Regions from separate parts of the Mus musculus genome. Here region 1 is linked to region 2. A link is a loop called in an ENCODE intact Hi-C map of the cell type or tissue named here. Cell type or tissue: left cerebral cortex. All regions are shown on one strand. Each heading gives the region's core, and the rest is flanking DNA. Links, peaks and the distances in the headings are about the cores only. Region 1 holds the start of Colec10 (collectin sub-family member 10). Region 2 holds the start of Tnfrsf11b (tumor necrosis factor receptor superfamily, member 11b (osteoprotegerin)).

Region 1 (12,202 bases), core at 2,241-10,240, 140 kb before region 2:
ACAACAACAAAAATAAGAGGAATCAACAAATCCTAATGTATCTCAACATCAGTGGATTCAAACCCCCCCCCCCCCAATAAAGAAGACAAACTGCCAGAATAGATCTAAAATCAGAATCTATTCTTCTGCTGTATCCAAGAAACACACCTTAAAAAAAAAATCAGGTATAGATACCACCTCAGAGTAAAATGATAGAAAAAAGTTATGTCAAACAAACAAACAAGCAAACAAACAAAAACCCAAACAACAACAAAAAGATCTATGGCCAGGTAGCTGAAGTGCAGAATATATCAGACTTTCAAAGAAGAGTTAATGCCAATATTTCCTACATTGTTTCACAAAATAGAGACAAGGAATATTGCCCAATTTGTTCTATGAGGCTACAGTTACCCTGATGCCCAAACCACATAAAATCCAGTAGAGAGAGAGAGAGAGAGAGAGAGAGAGAGAGAGAGAGAGAGAGAGAGAGAGAGAGACTTACAGAATTGCCAATTTTCTTTGTGAGCATGGATACAAAAATTCCCAACAAAATCCAAGAACATCCCCAAAAGATCATCCACTATGATCAAGGAGTAGGTTTCATCACAGAGATGCACGGATGCTTCAACATATGTAAATAGACAAATGTAATAAACCACATAAACAAAGGAAAGATAAAAACCACATGATTATTTTATTAGTTGAAGAAAAGGTATTTGACAAATCCTCCCCCCCCAAATTTTTTTTATGATAAAAGTCTCAGAGAGATTAGAGATACAAGGGACATACTTAAACACAATAAAGACAGTTTACAGAAAATACACAATCAACATCAACTTAAATGGAAAGTCAAACAAGTTCACTAAAGTTAGGAAAAGGAAAGGTTGTCTACCCTCTCTATATCCATTCAAGACCTAAAGTCTTAGCCAGAGCAATAAGTAAAGGAGATCAAGGGTATACAAATTGGAAAGGAAGAAGTCAAAGTATCTTTATTTGCAGGTGATATGATAGTACACACAAGTAAACTTAAATTGCTCAAGAAACATCTATAGCTGATTAAACACTTTCAGCAATGTAGCTGGATAAAAGTTTGAGGGCAAGGAGTTGGGAGTGGTGGGTGGGTAGGGGAAAACCCTCAGAGAAGAAGGAGGAGGGAGGATGGGATAGAAGTTTTGGGAGGGGAGGAGACTGGGCAAGGGGATAACATTTGAAATGTAAATAAAAAATATCCAATAAAAATTTTTAGCCCAGAAACTTAGGATACCCAAGATATAAGATATAATTTGCTAAACACATGAAATTCAAGAAGAACGAAGATCAAAGTGTGGACACTTTGCCCCTTCTTAGAAATGGGAACAAAACACCCATTGAAGGAGTTACAGAGACAAAATTTGGAGCTGTGACGAAAGGATGGACCATCTAGTGATTGCCATATGCAGGGATCCATCCCATAATCAGCTCCCAAACGCTGACACCATTACATACACTAGCAAGATTTCGCTGAAAGGACCCAGTTATAGCTCTCTCTTGTGAGACTATGCCGGGGCCTAGCAAACACAGAAGTGGATGATCACAGTCAGCTATTGGATGGGTCACACGGCCCCCAATGGAGGAACTAGAGAAATTACTCAAGGAGCTAAAGGGAACTGCAACCCTATAGGTGGAACAACATTATGAACTAACCAATACCTCGGAGCTCTTGACTCTAGCTGCATATGTATCAAAAGATGGCCTAGTCGGCCATCACTGCAAAGAGAGGCCCATTGGACTTGCAAACTGTATATGCCCCAGTACAGGGGAACCCCAGGGCCAAAACGGGGAATGGGTGGGTAGTGGATTGGGGGGGTGGGTATGGCGGACTTTTGGGATAGCATTGAAAATGTGAACGAGGAAAATACCTAATAAAAATAAAATTAAATTTAAAAAAAAGATATCAAACACTGGGGTAAAAAAAAATTTTTTTTTTAACTCAAAAAACTAGTAACCCTGTTATATGCAAATTACAAAAGATTGAAAAGGAAATCAAGGAAACAATAGTTCATAATTACCTCAAAAAAAAAAAAAAGCTATCCTGTGGTAACTCTTACCAAGCAAGTGAAAGGCTTGTATGATAAAAACTTTCAGACCTCAGAGAAAGAAATTGAAGAAGATCTCAGAAGGTTAAAAGATCTCCATGCTCATGCATGTGCAGGATTAACATAGTAAAAATGGCCATTGTATCAAAAGCAATCTACAGATGCAATGCAATCTCCATTGAAATTCAAACTCAATTCATCAGAAAAATGCAAAAACAAAACTACTTTGAGAATTTTCTTACATTAGTCAGATTGGCAAAGACCAACAAAACTAATGACAAATCACGCTGGTGAGGATGTGAAATACGAAGCCCACATCCATTGCTGGTGGGAGTTCGAACCTGTACAGCCTTAATGGAAACCAGTGTGGCAGTTCCTCAGAATGATGGGAATCTATCTACTTGAAGATCCAGCTATTCTACTCTTGGTCATAATCCCAAAGGATGCTTCATGCTACTCCAGAGGCACTTGCTTCCACTGCTGCTCTACTCATGATAGTCAGATATTGGAAACAACCTAGATGGCACTTGAACAGGAGAATGGATAAAGAAATATGTGGCACATTAACAAAAAGGAATATTACTCAGATGATGAAAGAAATGAAATCACAAAATTTGTAGTTAATTGGATGACACTAGAAAAAAATCATTCTGAGTGAGGTAACTCACATGCAGAAAGACAAATATGGTATTTGTTTGCTTAAATGTGGATATTAGCTTTTAAGTCTTCGATAAGCAAGCTACAATGGATGCTAATTTTAACCTGGAAAAGGGAATCCCATTTTAGGTATGCTGCAGTATATAGGAAAATGGTCCATGTTCCCTGCATCGTGACTTTCCTAGTTTCCTGGCAGTGGGTTGTTCCATGTGTTCAGCACTGGCTATGCCACACAATACTTGAAAGATGGCCTGCCTTGCTGTTGGAGGAATAAACTGAGCAATAAGATGACACTGGTAAATTAATATTTCCAGATGTCCATTTTCTGAGGGGACTTTCAGTGTAGTCTCCCACATATTGCTATGTCCATCTCACTCCATATTAAGTTTGAAGAGACATATGAGTCTCATATATTTCCTTGCCTTGTCCATAGGTGGCCCAGAATATGGTCCAATAACAAAGAGGTGACTTTAAGTTTATTCTCTGAATGATATTGTTTTTCCTAGATAGGGCTTCATTTTAGAACAGGGAAAGCATCACTATTGAAAATATTGTTTTACTTCATCAAATACTACTTCATACGATGTCAGCACTTTGGCTCACATCAAATAAATGAATCTAGAAGAGCTTGAATGCAAGGTGTAGTTGGTGTCACTTGGTCAACGAAGTTGGTATCAGTGGTTTATTCAGGCAGGGCTAGTTCTTCTGATGCGACACGATTCAATTAATAGATATGGTATCAGTGATGCATACACAAGCATGGTGGTTATGGTGTTAAGGAGAGAGAATAAGTCAGATTTTATTTCTCTTTAACACACTTGCCCATAGCAGTTCAGTGGAACCATAAGCAAAAGCAGTGCTTGAGTTTTCTTCCCTTTTAAACAAGGGCTGTGATCCCCATACATGTCAGCAGCGCTAAAAATAAAATAATGGATGAGCCCTGTTGTAAACTCTAAGTGATGTGCATATAATTTGCTAAAAAGATACAAGTATTGTCAAGTGGCAACAAGAGACCTGAAATGATGCTTACAGAGTTCTCAAATCAAGCACAATCATAGTAAATAACTCCCCAATATTAAATTATTTAGATGACATTTCACTTGACTATCTGGAGTTCAGAATTTTATTGCATGTATTTACAATCCAACGCTAAAAGAGCAAAGATAGCTATAAAATATAATTTAGAAGACCTTTATGATAGGATAGAAGATTGCAGATCAAATAATTTAATGCATAAAAGCAGGCAGACTCATTAGGGAATGAAATGGTATGAGCTGTGACTGTTGAGAAAAGCATTTTTAAAAAGTTGCCAGGTTGTACAAGTGAAGTTCCAAAGGCTAAATAGAGAACAAAAAGAGATATAACTTGTTGCCTGACCTATGCCTCCCAACAGTGGGTGGAGGAGAACAGAATATGTTGCCCAGGGTAGGCAGTAGCTGACATAATGCTTCCTGAAGAAGGAGGAGGTAGAGGAAAGAAAGAAAGAAGCAAGAAGCAAGAGGAAAGGAAGAGGAAAGGAAGAGGAAAGGAAGAGGAAAGGAAGAGGAAAGGAAGAGGAAAGGAAGAGGGAAGAGGGAAGAAGGAAGAAGGAAGAAGGAAGAAGAAGAAGAAGAAGAAGAAGAAGAAGAAGAAGAAGGAAGAAGGAAGGAAGAAGGGAGGAAGGAAGGAAGGAAGGAAGGAAGGAAAAGAGGAAAGAAAGAAAGAAAGAAAGAAAGAAAGAAAGAAAGAAAGAAAGAAAGAAAGAAAGAAAAAGAAAGAAAGAAAAGGAGGAGGAAGAGGAGGACAAGGATAAGGAGGTGGGGGGGGGGGGAAAGAGAAGTATATATACTAAGTCTTTCATGTGGCTCAACTCCTTCTTGCTCACAGTAACACCATGACATAGGTAGAGAATTCTCTTCCCACGTGGCAAGTGAGAAAAACCAGGCTTTGATATCATTTGCCCCAAAGCTCATTTAATCCCCATTAAAAGCCCACTATTCCAACTTTAGGAATAAATGATGTTAAGTCCAGGTGGAAAAGTAGAGAAAGGGAAATGCAAGTAAATGAAAACTGGGGTCTCGGAATTGTGTGCCCTGGAAAACTGAAGGTGAGTTTGAGGTGGGACTAGAAGCTAATATGAAGTTCCAAAAAGGGGCAAAAAGTTGTGATCTTCCCAGGGGAGGTGCATTTGTAAAGCCAATTTGTTAAGCCTATAAATGAATTTTTGAATGGAAGTGGAGAGAAAGCAAGTTTATGGTGACCAGTAAGAGCAACAGAAGGGGGCAGAAAAAATAATTATAACTGAGATGCATGCTAGAATTACCTTTGTTTTAAAATAAGCTTTTAATGGGTATGACACCCATCTCTCCCATTTACAGTTGAGGGCACCAAAAATTTTAGGCAGCAAGGCTAATTATATACATATATGTATACATATTATTATATATACATTTATAATATGTACATATATACACATATATTCATATATAACAGGTATCCATATATTACATATACACACATATATACTTATTGAAGATCTCAAATTTAAAATCATACACACATCTACATCTATATCTATAACTATATGTATATCTATATCTAATCTATATCTATCTATCCATACAAAGCCAACAAGTTTTATCAATATGCAAGAGCCTGTTGCTATGGTCTCAATCAGAGATTTGTACATACAGAAATAGTTACATAATAGAATTGGGGAGAGGTACAGAATAAGGATTATGCCTTTAATAAAATGTAACAAATAACTTTTAGGATCACTACCATTCACTGCCCCTGATTTACACTTTGATCAATGAGGGTTTTATACTTCCCCTCTTAACCTATCTTTGAAACATTATCTTGGCATCTACTCAAAAGGAAATGGGGGAGGGAAAATGGTCCCAAATACCCTCAATGTGGAATCTAAAAGTTAAAGAAACCAAACTACTTGCTTACATGCTCTGTAAAAATCACTTGCAAAGACCACGCAGCTTAACATGTAGAGATGACCTCATCAGTATGATCCTGTGTCATGCTACACATTGATCTCATAGACCTCTTTTTTTCTAATGCTATCTTGTCAATCCAAGCAACCACCACACACTGTGAGGTCATGGATAATGAAACAGGATGGGTGAAAAGGTCTAGGTTCTCGGCTCTACTTGGAACTTTTCCACCAACGCCCGTGAGACTGGCATGACATTAGTATGCCTCACTAGACTTCAAATTCACAAAACTGGGCTCAAACCAAATGATCATTGAGAGTTGCCTGGCAGGTGATATACGTCTAACCTAAGGAGGTGAGAGATTCAAATCTTCCTGGGCATATCCAATTTTTTATATGAGGACGTAACAAGAACCCTTCTTCTTCCTGGAGGTTGAGAATTATTTGGAGAAATAACCAAAATTGCATCAATTCTGCAATATAGAGCCACATTAAATACTAAAGAGGATGACCAAATATATGTCTCTTTTCCATGATTAATCAAATTTTCAGGAAAAGCTTATTCCTCCCCATGGGGGTGATCTTCACCCATCTTCCCTCACAGCATGGCCTCTCTTAGTGAAAAAAAATAGCTGTGACACACATATGCCATACATGTATTGCTTTGTGCATAGATATGTGTGCTCCTCTCCCCCTGTGTGAGTTTCACAGGGACCAACGAAAGTTTTAAGTAAAACTCAAATCAGGTAGCTTCTGGCTCCATACAGTACTCCATCACACTCAGCATGGTTTGAGGGCCATGGTCTGGCTAACTAGAGCATTCAGCAGGCTGACTGCAAAAGAGAATACAAATGGAGCTGTGGTGAACCCAAGTCTAACTTGCCCTTTCCCACTCAGTGGCATTACACTAGTGACTCTGTACCTCTGAGCTTCAGTTTCTTTATTTGGCCAATAGAAATTATATATCCTTTGCCAAGTTTATTGAGATAACTAAAGGGAACCATGCGGCAAAGTACGTACATAGTTTCAAATGACAATACTTTATTTAGCATGTGTTACTACAGTAAAATAATGCTTACTTCCAAATAAATGAAGCACCAGTTTTAATGATTAATGAGGATATATACGTTCTTTAAAGATACGTTAGTGTCCAATATCACCAACAGACTGAGGCGATTTGAGTTCAATGTCCTGTGACAATGAACAACCAGTTACTATCATCAGAAGGTAGCCAGTGGCTGTATTTTTAAGTGTGATATAGGACAACTACAAACTAAACTATATCATGGAATGACTAGACCTAGACAAGAGGCCAAGCAAATTCAAGAATAACTTTAGCTCTAACTGAACTTGGGAGCTCTACTTGGCTTTTCTAAAGATTATTTCCTCATACATATGCCTAGGATATTGATAATAGAGATGGGTAGTGTGAAAATTAAACAGGACAGTGTATTCAAAATCGACTTGCAGTTTGCCAAACATCTGCCAAATACCCCTTACTGATTTAAAAGTCTTTAAAGTTTTTATTAATTTTTTTCTCATCCATGTTGTTTACAACTAAAACCACTAGAGGTCAGACTTTCACATAAGTTGTAAAAAGAGACTGCAGTAGGAGGGATTAAAAAATATTTTCTGCAAAGCAGTATAAAATAAACATTTCAGGTATAGAAAGAAATATAACATTGGTGACTTTTAGCAATAAAGTCTTTGCAACTAGAATGCTTAACCCCCATATTGTTACTTGGTGCATGTGAGAGTCAGGCAAAAGAAAGAAAAGCCAAACTTGTTAAATATGCATTTGTGATATCTGTACAAGGTTAGTTTATGGTGATTCATATATCTTCAAAATAAGAAACATATATGATGAAGGCCAAGTTTTCAGGTGAAGAAGCTGAACCCTGAGAAGATCAAATAGAAACTAGTTATTTTCCTCTGGTAGGATGCAATTCAGAAATGATGCTAAAAAGAATGCCTGTCTATTGAACAGCATATTCTATAACTGGATAGTGCTTCATCTGCAGGTCTGAATAATTTATTTAGTTCCCACTCTCCCGAACAAATTTAGAGTTACATTCTTTTAATTGTCTGTTTCTCGGGGAACCTGGAAATTTCCGAGTACAGTATTGCTGTGCTGGTAAACACAGAAATGAGATGATTATCCATGGTGGAAAGATACTAAAGAAAAAAAATCCTATAACTTGGCCCCTTATAATGTCTCCTTGGCCATCAAGCTGTGATTCCCCCTTGCAAGGAGTGCAGTATTTAGACCTGCCTTCCTGGAGTCGGGGAGGCCTATTGTAGTTCTTACAAGGAATAAGAAGGTCCCATGTGTGTTCACCTCTAGTACTGTGCCTAGAACAGAGGAAAGGCATCAATACACATACAGAGGTTACTCCACTGTGAAGGCCGATACAAGTCAACTAGGAGCTCAGCCAGAGCTTGTAATCCATTTCCAAGCTTGCTACCTAGAGACAAGTCCTGAGATGAAATCTTTATCTTACCTCAAACCTGTGTTAGATAACATTTGGAGCCTAGAACTTGGGAAATATTCAGTGTGATCCGGAATCATGGAATCTCTTTACTGAGAAGGAAACATAGAACGCCTGTGGTGTGAAGACTACATGCTCCACTAGAGGAAACCATATCCGCATCTAGAAGATGTGAGACCATGAAACGCGGTGTTCTGAGGCACTGTCTCAGCTCCTCCTTCAAGGCACGCTTGTGGCTCTACCCTTCTGCACCAGCTTAGAATCTGTTCACAGTTCTCTCTGGGCTCAGCAAGATAGGCCAGCTTCCGAAGTTTAAAACGGTACTTGAATCTCTAATAAGATGACTCTACCTTTGCACTAGGTGAAGACATGACTAAAGAAGACTTATGGATGCTACTGGTTCTCAATAAACTCCACGCTAGGTTGAAGGGATAAAATGAAATAAAGTTGTTTAATTTTTTGGAAGGTAGATGCCTTGTTTTTTTTTTTTTCTCTTATAAAAACTTGCATTGCTTCTCATCAGGTAGATGAGGGTCATCCTCAACTTGAAATTCCCCTGCTTCAACCTCCTGAATGTTGTGGTACCTGGCTGATTTTGCAGAAATTTAAGATTTTTACTCCATATTGCATGTGGCCTTTGGAAAGCCAGAACTAATGAATGTTTTTCTTAAGCTCATTCGGCAGACTTGTTCCTGTCAGTACAATTTCTGTTGTCATCTGCTCTGCAGTATCATGCCCAGGTCCCAACTCAATACCCTCTCAGAAAACCTATGAAAAACAACTTATCTCTTTATTGCTTATGACACTAATATATTTAGTGTACTGCTGTGCCTAAGATGGGGACTTAAAATATACAGTCAATGTCTAGTAGTTGAATTGCAAAGGACATAGTTGTTGGATGGGAATGTGTTATGTTCAGGGTATTTAATTAATAGCTTTTTGTGCATTCTTATTCCATTGTAAAAATTGCAGCTTTTCTTCAAGGGGGAAAAAAACCATCAACTAGATTCTCTCAGTTGCACATTTGAGGAAGACTTTAACATCCAGTCTTCAGGACACCACAGGGAAAATGCAATTTCCTTGTATTCTGAGAAAGGTCCAGTAATAGACTTCAGTAAATACTATTTCTAACCAAAACTTTCCTCTCTGAACATTTGCCCTTACATTATTCATTTATTCACCACGGAAATGATTTGGAAGCCCCAAGGTCTCACTGTGACTCCCTCCGTTTATTTTATGGTATCAAAGGTTAGAAGCTGGATTGCAATCACAGGAGAAAATTAATTCAATGATTAAGAAAAATGCACTTTAAGCAATACACATTTAAATAACTGACAAGCATCGAGCCATGTTTCTTTCCTGCCTTTCTTCTTTTAAATCTTTTTTTTTTCTATTTGAGATTTTTTTAGCAGCTACAATTCTTCCTTCCAATAGCCTCAGGAAGCATAGCATGAATTACTAATAGAACAGAACCAATCTGCAGTGCAGTGACCACTTTCAGAACAAAAGGGTAAGAGCTGACACAAGGAAAACAGATTTATTTAACTGCATGCCCACCCCTCCACCCAAGGAAAAAATATCAACAACAGCTAGTGCTAGAAGGGGATTTGGACCTTAGACCTTGACTCTACTTGGGGAGGGGGGGAAGCAATATTTTACCATTCTCCACTGAAGGCAGTTGACCTCAGAGATTCCACTTTCAAATAAAAATATTCGTTTGTATTCTACTTTGGATCTTTAGTTAAAAATAATCTTCCACATTGGAACTTAGGAAACCATTAATTACAAAAGATATACTCTAGAAAAAAAAATTTGCCTCCTAGCTAAATTTCTCTTTAGAATCAATATGAGTGAGGAAAGAGAAGAAGGAAGGCAGCTCTAGAATAAAGGAAAGTGGTCTAACCAAAAGGTTATGAATCCTCACCCCCATCTAAACGCACTGGAAGAGGGTCTCAGGGTCCTCAGTGTTCGACATCACACTTTTATCCTAGGATTCCACCCTTTTCCACCTTCTCTAACTTACAATCCAGGGAAGCCTATAGGAAATAACTAATAGTCTACTGATTTGAAAAATAGACAGGAAATCAGAGGAAACTCAGAAGGAGGGGGAGAGAAGCCACACAGCAGCTAGGGTGGCTTTGAGGCGAGGAAATAGATCCATATATTGTATGAGATTTGAGGTTTCTTCCTCACCTTTAGGTCCTGGTGAAATGGTATGTGTGGCACAGACTTCTGCAGCTGATCGACTATCAACATCCAGACCCAGACTCTGAAAGTGCAAGAGAGCTAGCAGCAACAGCATGGATAGGTTGCTTCGAAGCAGGACTCTAAAGCCATTCATGACTGTGATTCTTCAACAGAGGGTCTCCAAGACACACGAAATAAACAGCATTATTTTTTTTTTAAAGTAAAACCTTCTGCTACAAACTAAAACAAGGAGGTATCTGGAAAGTACATTCCAGAAATGGCTGCAAAGGCAAGCAAGGAGGCATTCCCTTGGTTGTTTACTTTCTCAGGATCCCAAATGGACCATACATTGTCCAGACTGTTTCTTTTCCAATGACAACAGTTTATTGAAAATTATCTCTAAACTAAACACTCAGATATTCAGGTCAGTGCAAACCTCTCCATAAGCAGAGAGTACAGAGCTAACTGGTGCTTAGACCTCCAGCTGGCTCTGTAGTTTGCATTGAGTTGAATTCTGGGAGTGATGGGGAGGTTGTGACCTGAGATTTCTGCACATTTTGCAAGCATCAGGCATGGCTTTGAGTTTCTCATAATGGAGTGCTCGTGACTGAATGTGGCAGTTGATCACAGATGTTGTTAATAATTTCTATGACATACCTCTTTCTCTTGAGAGCATAAATTACCCTGAGAGTAAGCTCCAAATGAATGAATTTTTTTCTGTAAGTCAATCTGGTAATAAGAATGAAAGCTATTAAAAATGCATATAATTATGGTCTGGCACTTGTCCTTCTAGCACACTATCTCAAGGAAATAACATAAAATGAAGACAGCTTTATTTGGAAAATGGGACAAGATAGGAACAGATATGATTTGTCTCTCTCCACAATAATAGCTGACAAGTTATGGTAAAATACAAATATGTGCGTGTGATGTTTGTAGCAAGTTCTTTACTTAATTGTGGAGAAAGTGTCCAATTATATTTCTTAAATGACAGATGATTTTTATATAGACTGTATGGATTTGAGACAGACGGGTAGACATTATGGTGATCGAGGTCCCTGTATTTCTCTGTATATCTGTATTCTCATCTAACAGTGTGTTTCACTATGAACAGTCTAGATTTGATTGTAACTTATTAGAAAATTAGAATCAGTCATTTACATTGAAAAGACCTTTTCTATTCTTTTTAAAATTTGTGTTTCGCTGTATCTTTCCATGTCCCTACCCCTCACTTCCTTTCTAGCCCCTTTCCCTCTTCCCCATCTTCCTCCTCTTCTTCCCCCTCCTCTTCCTCCTCCTCCTTCCCCTGTGCGCTCTCTCTCTCTCTCTCTCTCTCTCTCTCTCTCTCTCTCTCTCTCTGCCCTGTGTGAAGAAGTCGACATTAGTTGTCAATCAAGTGCTCTCTACCTTATTTTCTGCTATAATGTCTTACTGTACCCAAAACTTGCCAACTTGGCTAGGGTGACCAGCCAGGACGTTCCTAGGGCCTCCTGTTTCCATATCAAGCACTGGGATTACAGGTACTGGGATGCCACTGTGTCCAGATTTTTTTTTTTTTAACATGGGTGACGGGTATCAAACTCAGGTACTCATGCTTTTATGGAAAACACTTTACCAACTGATTTATCTCCCTAGGCTCTTATATTCTTTATTATTGAGTTATTATATTAATAGATCTACTATATAGAATTGGATAAAAGGCATTCCAAAACCATTCCTTGGTTTGGAAATGAAATTCTTACAGGTACGACTGAGATAGTCCCTAAGAGACATCATTACAAGGAATAGCCAACCTAAGAAAAGAAAAACAAAAACCTGTATGTATGCCAGTATCTCAGTGCTGGCATAGCAGAGCACCTAAAATTGGGTGTTCAAGCAAAAGAAATTTACAC
Region 2 (11,908 bases), core at 3,909-11,908:
TAAAAACTATACGTATTTATGTTGTACTGTGTAATGACTTAAATATGTGTTTACATTGTATCATAGCTTGTCTGTCTTTTAAATTATCTATTATTCTTTGAGGATGAAAGTATTCAAGCTACTTTTTGGTAAGACTGGAATATGTAGTATGTCAGCTGTTTATTTTTCACATTTAGCTTTTTAATGTCTTTCTATTCATTTTGAATGCAAATTAAAAGTAGGATCAAGGGAGTTAACTATTACTAAAAGCTACAGAAACTTAGAGTGCTTTAGGACTCAAAAACTGTCCCATTATTTGGCTCTGCTAGAATCCTCATGTAGTATTATGAATTCATTAGTGACTAGAATATTCACATTTATAAATAAAATCCAGAGGATGGAGACACCAGGAGACATATAGTGACATCACCAAAGCCACTTTGGTTGTAAATGATGGAGTTGAAATTAATTTTTCTATCTCTCAGGACCTAAGGGTTTAATGAGGATCTTCCTGGTGTGAGCTATCTGGTAGTCCTTCTGCTTCTTCATATTTCACATTTCCATCACACGAAGTAATCCTTTAGCCTGTGCATCAAACTATTTCTCCCATTTAAGATGTATCAATAGCTTCCTACTGTTTGTGGAAGAAGTAGTCAAAATTTGAGTAGAGATACAGGCTTTTGAATATTCAGGAGATGGCTAAGTAAACATTATCTGAATATGTTAGTAGCGTGTTAAATCTTAGATAGACTTTATTTCCTGATTTGTTTATGTTGTTTGTTTGCTGAACATTAGATGACTGTGGTTCCTTCTTGTATTCGTTTCTCTTCTCATTCCTGTGACTGAATACTTGATAAAAAAGCAACTTAAAGGAAAGTTTTGTCTTGACTAATAGTTTGAAAACACCATCTGTGATAGGTAGGAAGGCATGCTGGTATAAATGCATGATACATTTATAATAAGAAAGCAAAGAGATAAATGCTGGCCCCTCAGCACAATTTGTCCTTTTTATCAAGTCAGAGATCCCAGCCTGTTAGATGCTGTACCCACCTCCAGATCAAGCTTTCCTCCTAAGTCTTTCTGAAAATATGCTCACAGATACAATTAGAAGTGTGTCCACATGGTGATTCTGACTGTAGTCAGATTGACAAGGAAGATTATCTACCATACCTCTTTAACTGGCTATTCACATAAAGGTATTCCTTTAAGTTCAAACTTTTATAAACAAACCCTTGTTTGAAGAAACAATTCAGTCTTGTAGATTAATTCTGCAAAAACTATCACATCCTAGCCTCTGCTTCCCAAGGATAGATTTAGTTAAGGAAGGTTCTTTCCCAGATAGAGGCAGCTAATTGTCTATTAAAAGATTAGTTCTTCGGAGCCCATATATCATAACTCCATTAGGTAGGCACAGAAAAATTCCACAGGGGTTTGTAGACAATAAGAGTTGCTAAATTAATATGAGAGGTGAGTAGATTCTCCCAAGGAAAAAATGGTCGAGGTTTTGAGTTGAACAGGAGCCGTAAATAGCATGTTTCTTTAACATGCTGTTTTTGTGAATATTTATTTGCTCAGAAGCCTTTGGGTGAATGCTCATTTGAGAAAACAAACCACTGTTTAATTAAGGAACCAATTCTCGGGACTGTGTTGCCACTAAGATTGATATCTGGATTTCAAGAAATTTCAGTTGGAGTAATTGCAGTGATTGGCAGGAAAGGTCACACACAGTGTCAATATGAAACCATGCCTCTTTAGCTGATTGGAACAAAGCCCTCTGTTATGGACTGAAGACATATTTGGTCCTGTTTCTATAATATGCATCTCCAGAGATACTATACATTTGGCAATGATTTGTAGCTTACCACATAGTTCTTGTGTGTCTATGCTTGTGTTGGGAACAAAAAAAGGGGGAGGCCGGGGTGGGGGGTTCCCAGGCCAGGGGGGCCCAGGGATAGGAAAAAGATGCCCACACCCCGCCAAAGTTTCCCTATTCTCTAGTTAGTCAGGCATGGGAGGGCTGCTACCTACCCTATCCACTCATCCCTGGGTGGGTATAACTCTATCCCACTCTTCAGGGGTTGGTCAAGGGGAAGCCCTGCCTGGGGACCCCCTGAAGCTATTTTGCTAAAGCCACCAGGGTTGTGGTAGAGAGGGAATAGGGGAAAAAGTTCCAGACACAGATCAGAGTGTACAGCGGAACTTGAAGAAACAGAGACTATCTATGGTTTAAGAGCTTTATTATAGAAATGCAGGGGGGAAAAGAGAAGGGAGAGAGAGAGAGAGAGGGAGAGAGGGAGAGGGGGGGGAGGGAGAGGGAAAGGGAAAGAGAGAGAGAGAGAGAGAGAGAGAGAGAGAGAGAGAGAGAGAGAGAAAGTATAGGAGAGGAGAGAAGAGAAGACAAAGAGAAAGGGAAGATGAGAGAGAAGTGAGAGAAGTGAGAGGTAGAGGAACAAAGGAGTAAAAGAGAGAGGTGGGGGCTGAGCACCACTTTTAATGGTCTTCACTGTTGCTAGGTAACTGGGGAGGAGTTTAGCTTGAAGGTCAGAAGCTTGGCCATTGCTTACATGACTACTGACCATGCTTCTCTTGTGGGGGCTGTGGGAGGTGGTACCTTAGGCAGGGGCCGGAGTTCCAGGAGTATGCGGAAATGCCTACTGTGTCATATAGGTAAATCATGACCATCGGGGTTCAGACTTCAGCTGGATTGGAGACCAACCTGCAATTCCCCCACATGCTTGGATGCATGGTCCTCAGACTTTGGCAGGGTGAGATTTAGAAAAATATAACCCACATAAAGTCATATTGCTATAGGATGAATGTTATATCCTCAACCCCCCCACCCCATTTTTATTTTGAATCTAACCACTCCAATGGACTGATATCAGGAAAAAAGTGAATTAGTTAGGATTTCTATTGCTGTAAAGAGACACCAGGACCATGGCAACTCTTATAAAGGGAAACATTCAATTGGGGCTGGCTTACAGGTTTAGTTGATTATCATCATGGCAGGAAGCATGGCAGCACATAGGCAGACATGGTGCTAGAGAAAAAGATGAGAGTTCTACATCTGGATTGTCAGGCAGCATTACATGAAAGCCACATTAGATGTGGCTGTGTCATCTGAGACCTCAAAACCCTTTCCCAGTGAACACTGTCTCCAACAAGGTCAGACCTACTCCAACAAGACCACACCTCCTAATAGTGCCACCCCCACCCTTTATGGACCTATGGGGGGGGGGCATTTCTATTCAATCTACCACAAGGAGTATTGGTAGAGGTAATTAAATCCTGAGGATGGAGTTTAGTTTCTTGAAATCATAGCATCGTTCCTCCTTTGTAGATCTGCTCACCCATTCTCCCCAACTTCCAGTGGTCATTCTCCAAGACCATCTCTGCCTTCGCACCATCTACTAACAGGCTCAGTTCTTAGAGCTCAACTTTAAAGTCACACAAGTTCAGAGGTCCCCTTTGCAGATGTATTTCTTTCTACTTGGCACATAGCTCTGATTATATTTTTCTGAGATTGACTAAGTTTAATGTCCAAATAAATCACTAATTTTTTTACATTGAAATTCTTTATTGTTTTTTTTTTCTTTTCTTTTTTTTAAAATATTTTTTATTATTACATATTTTCCTCAATTACATTTAGAATGCTATCCCATACCCTCCCCCCAACTTCCCTACCCACCCATTCCCATTTTTTGAACCTGGCATTCCCCTTTACTGGGGCATATAAAGTTTGCGTGTCCAATGGGCCTCTCTTTCCAGTGATGGCCGACTAGGCCATCTTTTGATACATATGCAGCTAGAGTCAAGAGATCCGGGGTACTGGTTAGTTCATAATGTTGTTGCACCTACAGGGTTGCAGATCTCTTTAGCTCCTTGGATACTTTCTCTAGCTCCTCCATTGGGGGCCCTGTGCTCCATCCAATAGCTGACTGTGAGCATCTACTTATGTGTTTGCTAGGCCCCGGCCTAGTCTCACAAGAAACAGCTATATCAGCGTCCTTCCAGCAAAATCTTGCTAGTGTATGCAATGGTGTCATCGTTTGGAGGCTAATTATGGGATGGATCTCTGGATATGGCAGTCTCTAGATGGTCTATCCTTTTGTCTCAGCTCAGAACGAAGACCAGTGTGGACACTTTGCCCCTTCTTAGAATTGGAAACAATCACGCATAGAAGGAGTTACAGAGGCAAAGTTTGGAGCTGAGACAAATAAACCACTATTTTGATGCACAAATCACATGAACATTGAGTCACTTCAGTGTAGTAGCTATTTATCCCAACACTTGAATGCAGAGCCTAGAATCAGCTAGAGAGCAACTCCATCAAAAAAGAGCTCCAATTGATTTTGGTGTTTTCATATACTTTGTAGATAGATAGATAGATAGATAGATAGATAGATAGATAGATAGGTAGATAGGTAGATAGATAGATAGATAGATAGATAGATAGATAGATAGATAGAAAGATAGATAGAAAGATAGATGATAGATAGATAGATAGATAGATAGATAGATAGATAGATAGATAGATAGATAAATACCAAAACCCAAAATATTTCCATCCAATTCTTAACACACTATATAATACTTTCAAAAATCAGAAAATTGAGGTTTAGAATATTGTTAATGAAGCAACCAGCAAACATGAATGAAAAGATCAGACCTGTACCCTGTCAGCACTATGATTTTCTTTCTATCATTCTATTTCAGAATGAAGGTTCTTCTTCATTCTGAAGAAATAATGAGGACTATGTTCTTATTCTTCAAGTTAATGTTCTTTTTATACGCACAAGTTCAAAATGACTATTCTTGATTTTCAGTGGAGGAAGCTTAAGCTTGCAATGTTTTAAACACCTGATCAGTCACCTTGTCACCTCAGAGCATGACCTGTCTCTCGGATCACCTAATCAATCATTGTCCGGGTTTCAGCTATCCCGATTATGATGATGGTTATAAATGATTTTCTATATCAGGTACGGAGCTACTGTGCTATAAAGATAAATTGCTCTCAAACTGGAAGCACACAGTGTTCAGGTGCCATTTTTCTAAATGTTAGAAGTGACTGCTCTAGAGGACAGAGAGATGGACAATGCTGTTGGGGATAATCAACATCATGAACAGTGAAAATGTTTTAATATAGGACTTCATTTAAAGATTTCAGGAGAATGAATTTGTGTTATATTTGAAAAGGTATTGCCTCGAAAGCCAGCATCATGCATCCCTCATATCCAGCAACAGAGGTTAAATTTACTGGACTCTTGATTACTATCCCAATGGCCTCTGCCTGTAAGGGACCTCCCTGTCACGGGAAGATGAATGTAGTCTTCCAGGTTACCATTCAAATGTATCCCCTTGGGATTAGTTCATATCTTCAGGTCCTTTCCAATTAATTCTTGAGATGAACTGTAGTTTCAAGTGTCCAGGGCCTGCTATCCACAGTGGAAGATCACTTAGGGATATCCCAAGGGGTTGGTCAGATTGGTACCCGAACATAACAAATGAAATGGCCAATAACTCACAGTCTCTTGTCAGTTTCCTGCTAGCAAGTGATTAATGAAGAGCCCACAGTCAAAGTCTGAGATACATAGTCAATACCCGGTCTATTGTGTGATTCAAGATAAATGATGTTCCAATTTGTGTCAAGTGACAAATGATAACCAAATTAGCATCACCATTTCAGCTAATTACCCTATTCCCATGGCCGCCACTAGCATGCTTCTCCCCCCCCCCCAATATTGCAGGGAGCCAGAAGCATGAGCTATAAACTTTAGGGAATACCTCAGGAAAATACAGGGTTCCTGCTCCCAGGAGCATAAGTTCACCTCGTGCTCCTACAAGTTTCCTAAGATCTTAAATTGTAACTAGCAACAATTAAAACAGAATGAAAGCCAGAATCAATGACACAAGAGTATAATCCCAGCATTAGAAAATGATTCAGGCAATGGGATTCATAGTTTCAGGTTAGCCACGCCTAGGTAGGCAGTCCAACATAATCTGGACTACAGAAGACTGTCTAGAATTAAGTAAGGAACCTCCACGCACACACAATTTATCAAAACCTGTGTGATATTATTCTCTCAAGTGTTTTTATGCTTTATCCAAATCCCCATCCAAATCCGGAAGTAGTTCCAATCTGTAGATTGATTAACACTCTACACAGATAAAGATACTCAAATGACTTAGTCATTTGTCTGAGGTTACATAAGTAGGAAGATGTGGAACTAAGGCTTAAAACTAGGGATCTGGACTAAAGGATTCATATCTGGTTTTCCCAAGATCAATTCCAACTGGAATTGAAGTGAGGCCTGGTGGTGAAGACCATAATCTTAGATCTCAGTAAGGTTGAGGTTGGGGTCAGTGCAGACTTCCAATCCAGCTGGGCCACACTATCTAGTGATGATGCAATAGTAACCATGCAGAATTCATACCATGGGGAGATGGTTCAGTCAGTAAAGTGCTTGCAGCACTTGCGATACAATTATGGGTACTAAAGTATGATCCCAGGTAAACACAGTACTGGTGCATTCCCATGTTTCTAGCCCTGTGGTGGGGGCGACTTTCATGGTATCTGAAACTTATATTCAGCTAAGGTTGATATTGGTCAGCACCCTGGATCCTTCTGTCTCCATCACCTAAGTGCTGGAAAAATAAGGTACAGGATAGGCATGGCAACATGTGCTTTTAATCCCAGTCCTGGGATGGCAGAGGCAGGCAGAGGCAGGCAGAGGCAGGCAGATCTCTGTGAATTAAAGGCCAGCCTGATTACAAAGTGAGTTCCAAGATAGGCAGAGCTACATAGACAAACCATATCTCCAACAAGCAAGCAAGCAAGCAAGCAAACAAACAAACAAACAAACACCCTTTGCCCCCCCCACACACACACCCTGCAAACCCTTATTTTAGTAAATATTTCCTATTAGCACTAATTTACATTGCGTGCATTTGTTATTTTACTCTTACAACTAAGAAAATGTGGACATATATTTAATATGATTTTAAATGTTTTTACTTGCTGTCTCCTTCTACAACACCAGGGTTGTTGTTACAGCAGAAACAGGCTTAGAAAGACATACATATTTTTATAATCTATGTCTCAGAATGTCATACCTTTTGGAGGGTAGGGTGGGGCATAAAGGAGTTAGCTTAAATTTATAACTCCATGTTATAACCCAGTATTGTGGAAAAGTTAGGGTAGGGACTTCAAATTTGTCACATCACATCCAGAGCCAAGAGCTGAGAGAAAAGAATGCATGCACGTGTACTTGCTTGTTTGTATCTTTATTTCTGCACTTCTAGCTCAAGACACCTTGCCTAGGGAATGGTTCTGCCCACAATGGGCTGAGTCTTCCCACATCTATTTATTAAGGCAGTGCCCTACAAACAGACCCACAGGCCAATTCTGTGTAGATAATCAATCTCTCATTGCAGCTGCTTTTCCAAATGATTCTAGGTTTTGCCACTACTGCACCCTGACATCACGTTACATTTTGAGAAAAATGTTTTCAGCTAATATCCCAGACAACTATTCCTGAACAGAAATAATAGCTCTGCCACTTACACAGGGCTTGAAAGTTAACATTTAGGTTTATTTGGATGGTAAGTGTTGTTATCACACTGTTGTTGCAGTAGAAACTAAAACACAGGAGACTAGTATAGAATCATGCAGCTTTTCCTTCCTCCAAAATGTCTTGATGGAGTGAACTACTTTGAACTCATGATAGCATGAGATCCATCGTGCTGTGAAGAGGTGGAGCTCCTCTTGTTGACAGAAGAATTTGCCCTACTCAGGAGACATCTCACTAACCCAGCTCCTGATAGAGAAGCCAGTTCTGCAAGGAGTAATCACGCTGTAAGCATCACATTATATGCAGGTTTGAGTGACCACCTACAGCTGACTTGAGAGTTGCCTATGGCATCTTGGAATGGGAATTCAATTTGGAAACAGTGACTTCTAACCAGTGAGACGGCTGATGGGTGGGAGAAGAACCTTATTTTGCAAATCTTTAAACGTGCCAACAGCAGAGGGCAGTGAAGAGGCAACTTAATGGGTGAAGAGGCGTTTGACCAGAAGCTTAGTGGTTAGGACTCTAAGGAGCCAACAACCCTTTATGAAAGAGGATGCTGGGAAGGGAAGCGATGCTTGTAAGGTTTTCCTACTCCAGGTACAAAGAATTTATTCTTCTGGTTCTCCCTAGCTTCTGACAACCCAGGTAAATATGAGTTGGACAAATAAATTCTTTAACGGGCCCAGGACACTTTGCATGTTAACGACTACAAACTCTCAGTCGTTTTTGAGGACAATGCCATCCCTACGCGAGAGGGATTATTTGGGGAGCTACAGAATCTTTGGGAAGGAGTTTAGATAATAGGCCAAACGAAAACCTCAGCCTTCTCCCAGAAAGGGTACAGTGACTGAGACATGTGGCAATAGGCTGCTGAAGTTGAAACCTCGGGTAGAGGAGCCAGAGCCTGGAGGCTGCCCAGCGGCTCCCCCAAGTGTACTCAGCCTCTCACCACAGGTCACAGCTGCCCTGAGGCTAGCCGCTGGCAGAAAAAGCTTCGGAACTCCCAGAGGCAGCGGGACAGCTGCTGCCTTGTTCTTCAGCTCAGCGGTGGCTTTCTCCTTCTTTTCTTCTTCCTTCCCCCTCTCTCTCCCCCTGCAGAAATCAGTCATTCCCTTCCCTTGTCCCACGCCTCCGCGCAGGATCCTCCCACTCCGGCTCCTAAAGCGTTAACCCCGGAGTGTCCCAAAGCCCCACCACTAGCTCCCAAGGTTCCTAAAAAGGAACAAGGTTTGTCCAGACAGAGACTAATAGATCAAAGGCAGGGCATACTTCCTGTTGCCCCGACCTTATATAAAACGTCATGATTGCCTGGGCTGCAGAGACGCACCTAGCACTGACCCAGCGGCTGCCTCCTGAGGTTTCCCGAGGACCACAATGAACAAGTGGCTGTGCTGCGCACTCCTGGTGGTAAGTCGTGGGCAGGAGGCTGCTGACCACCTGGGCTCGGGACCTCCCCTCCTGCTGATGGGGACCAAGCCCGGCTACCTCAGGAGGGAGCTGGGGTTTGGTTGGAACACGAAGCCTCTTTCTAGCTACAGCAGCAGGCTGCCCTGAAGAGTGAATGGCTTTTTCATGAAAAGTTCCAGCTGAGTTTATGCAGATGGGAGAGGGACACGGAGAGAGGCCTTTTTAAAGACTTTTTTGCTTGGTTTTTATTCATTTTATTTACCTTATTTATTTACTTACTTATGTTCTTATGTGGAACACCATACCTTCGCTTCACCGAACTTTTTTATTACTGCAGGTGTTGGAAAGAGAGGCCAGACTTTTTTGAAACTTCTGTAGAAAAGTTTGGATGGAGAGGATAGTCTGAAACAACATTAGCCTAACTTACATATGGGTTGTGGGCAATACAGAAAATATTCTCTTATTTTTCTGTGCAATTTGCTGTTTTACTAAAGTTCTATTAGTCTAGTTCTCAACTTCAGTAGTGTGAAAAATATGAACAGACTAATGATTATTACGTTGTAGAATATAGTTAAACAACCAGATCAGTTCAACTATAAAGAAAGATGGTTCAAACCTGTTTTGAAACGTTGTTTGGAAAATAAAGGAATCTCTTTTATTGGCTCAGGCATTTGGCAAATTGTTATTTAGGTTTATAGACAAGTTTTTTCCATGCCCCAAATTTGTTTCCTTCACATCAGTAGCCTGTGAAACACATGAAGTTACAAATCAGACAGAGAAGTCTGTCTTTGAGTGATTTCTCTGTCTGGAATGCACTAGAGTCAGTGTTTCAATTTCATCCTCCTGCTCACATAGTGAGAATTAAAAACTATGTAGTCTTTCCCTGAGCTTCAGGGACACACAGACAATCATATGTAATACCAAAGTCACTTAGGAAAAAGTGGACAGGAGAGTATACATACATATGCCAACTTCATGTGTACATATGCAGATATGTATACATGTATATACATATATATTACATATATCCACTAATATGGACATATGGAGAATTTTCTAATTTTACTTTATTTTAGGTGTATATGTGGTTCCCTTGCATGTATGTCTGTGTACTGCTTGTGCATCTGATGCTAACTGAGGCCAGAGGAGGGCATCAAGTCCCTTAGAACCGGAGTTACAGACAGTTGTGAGCTGCCATGTCGGTGATGGGAATGAAACCCGAGTCTCTGGAAGAGCAGCCAGTGCTCTTGCTGAGCCATCCCTCCAGTTCCACTAAGAAGAACTTTTTAAGAAGTGCAATTTTTAGAGACAGTGAGATGGCTCCATGGGTAAAGGCACTTACAACCAATCATTGTGAACTCAATCCTTGAAAACCTGTGTGGAAGGAGAGACCTGGCTCCTGACGGGCATCCTCTGATTTCCACTGACACACTCTGGCACATGTGTATCTGCACTGACACACAACAAATGAATGGAAGTCTCAAAAGAGGAAAGAGCATAGAGTGCTTTGCACAGGTGGTAGTGCCTAAGTGCCTTTATCAAATTGAGCACCCATGAGCTGGCAGAAAGTGCTACAATTACATATCAGTACCTCCCATAAAGGTCCGTGCATCCCTCCCTTTTTACTACTGTGTTCATAGTCAGAATAATAGATAGCACAAACAGGTTTGGCATGTAATTAAACTTTATTATGAACTTCATGTAGTTTTCACATTGGGTCTTTTCAAAGATCTCAGAGATACATCACTAGTGTTGGATATACAGAACAGTTTGCTTTGCTGACTCTCCTGTATTCCATGTTTCTATGGCCTCATAAAAATTTAATTAATTTAGGTGTTGGCTGGTATAAATAAGCCCATGGTTAATATGGTGATGATTTTATTCTTTCTAGCTTCTTGTATTCTGCCTTTACATTTTGGATTTTAACAAAATAGCATATATATTTCTCCCCATAACTGTTCCCAAATAGAAAAAAATGTCATAATTTTATAGGTGGTCTATATAAGGAGATATGTACCTAAATATTACTCATTTTAGATAATACATTGTCAGAAGTGACAGCTTTGAACGTGTCTTGAATATATAAAGGAATAGAAAGGATCTTACTCTTTCTTTAGTTGCTAAGGTTGACTTTATTTTATGAATGGTTGGAAATGGACACACTGAGTTTGCATGTGGAGAGGACGAATTTCCCCTGGCAAACAGAGAGGTGTGGCTGTAGGAACCTGACTCACTACAGATATTTAGCTCTTTGTCTAAGGCATTGTACTAGTCAGTGGGAACAATGTTAGCATCCAGTGAGGTATCATTGGTTCCTGACTTCTGGACCTTACATCCTGTTTAAAGAGGCAGATTTGAGACAAGTATTGCATGTCATACCCGTTCCTAAAGAGGAAGCTCCAGATGATTGAGGAATTATCAAAAAAAGTCAGCCTTTCTTCGTGAACTCATAAGGGAAGTTGCAACATGGTGGTTCTCCACTAGACCCAGTTCAAATATCCACACACCACTTACCTGCAGAATAACAGACTGCATTTCTTCCCTCTGAAGTTCCTGTCTTCTATAATATGGTTGCAGGGAAGGGAGGTGCATGAATTAACACAACCATTGAAGTCCCTGCTTCTCATTAGCACTATCCATATGACAACAGGTAACTAGAGGATGATATAGAACCATCTATATAATGGAAGTACTAACAATTCTCAAAGAAAGGGATGACCTCCCACTCTCACTGTGAGGGGGCAAATGGACATGTATTGCTGGAGATGAAGACATCCAAGTGAGAGATGGAAAACCATGTGGTGGGTGAAGTCTACACTGGGTTCTTCTGGGAGAGTCGAAGGTATGCAGGTGGAGGAGAGGAGCGCAGTCCTTAGGTTAGCATTCCTAGAACGTTCACTAGCATAGTCAAGCAGAGAGCTCTTTGGTAAGGAGATACCATTCATCATCCA

What was found. Hi-C counts contacts between places; a loop is a spot of excess contacts. Peaks named below come from ENCODE experiments on the same cell type or tissue, not always from the same donor. Only the 100,000 strongest peaks of a DNase experiment are listed, where the experiment ranks them.
Region 1: it touches region 2 in a loop (4-fold over the local background); 11 of 42 quality-filtered maps call a loop at or near these places.

The regions. Positions count from the first base shown.
Region 1 is chr15:54,409,040-54,421,241 of GRCm38, reverse strand. It overlaps Colec10 (collectin sub-family member 10), which reads right to left and starts at 10,468. Exons shown (of 6, transcript NM_173422.3): 1 at 10,317-10,468. The coding sequence starts at 10,464. In left cerebral cortex, for the core only: a CTCF peak has its summit at 7,197 (motif pointing right); a DNase peak (open chromatin) is centred at 8,308.
Region 2 is chr15:54,275,264-54,287,171 of GRCm38, reverse strand. It overlaps Tnfrsf11b (tumor necrosis factor receptor superfamily, member 11b (osteoprotegerin)), which reads left to right and starts at 8,688. Exons shown (of 5, transcript NM_008764.3): 1 at 8,688-8,957. The coding sequence starts at 8,925. In left cerebral cortex, for the core only: a CTCF peak has its summit at 8,001 (motif pointing right); DNase peaks (open chromatin) are centred at 8,009, 8,559, 8,875 and 9,013; H3K4me3 peaks cover 1,213 bases; H3K27ac peaks cover 1,015 bases.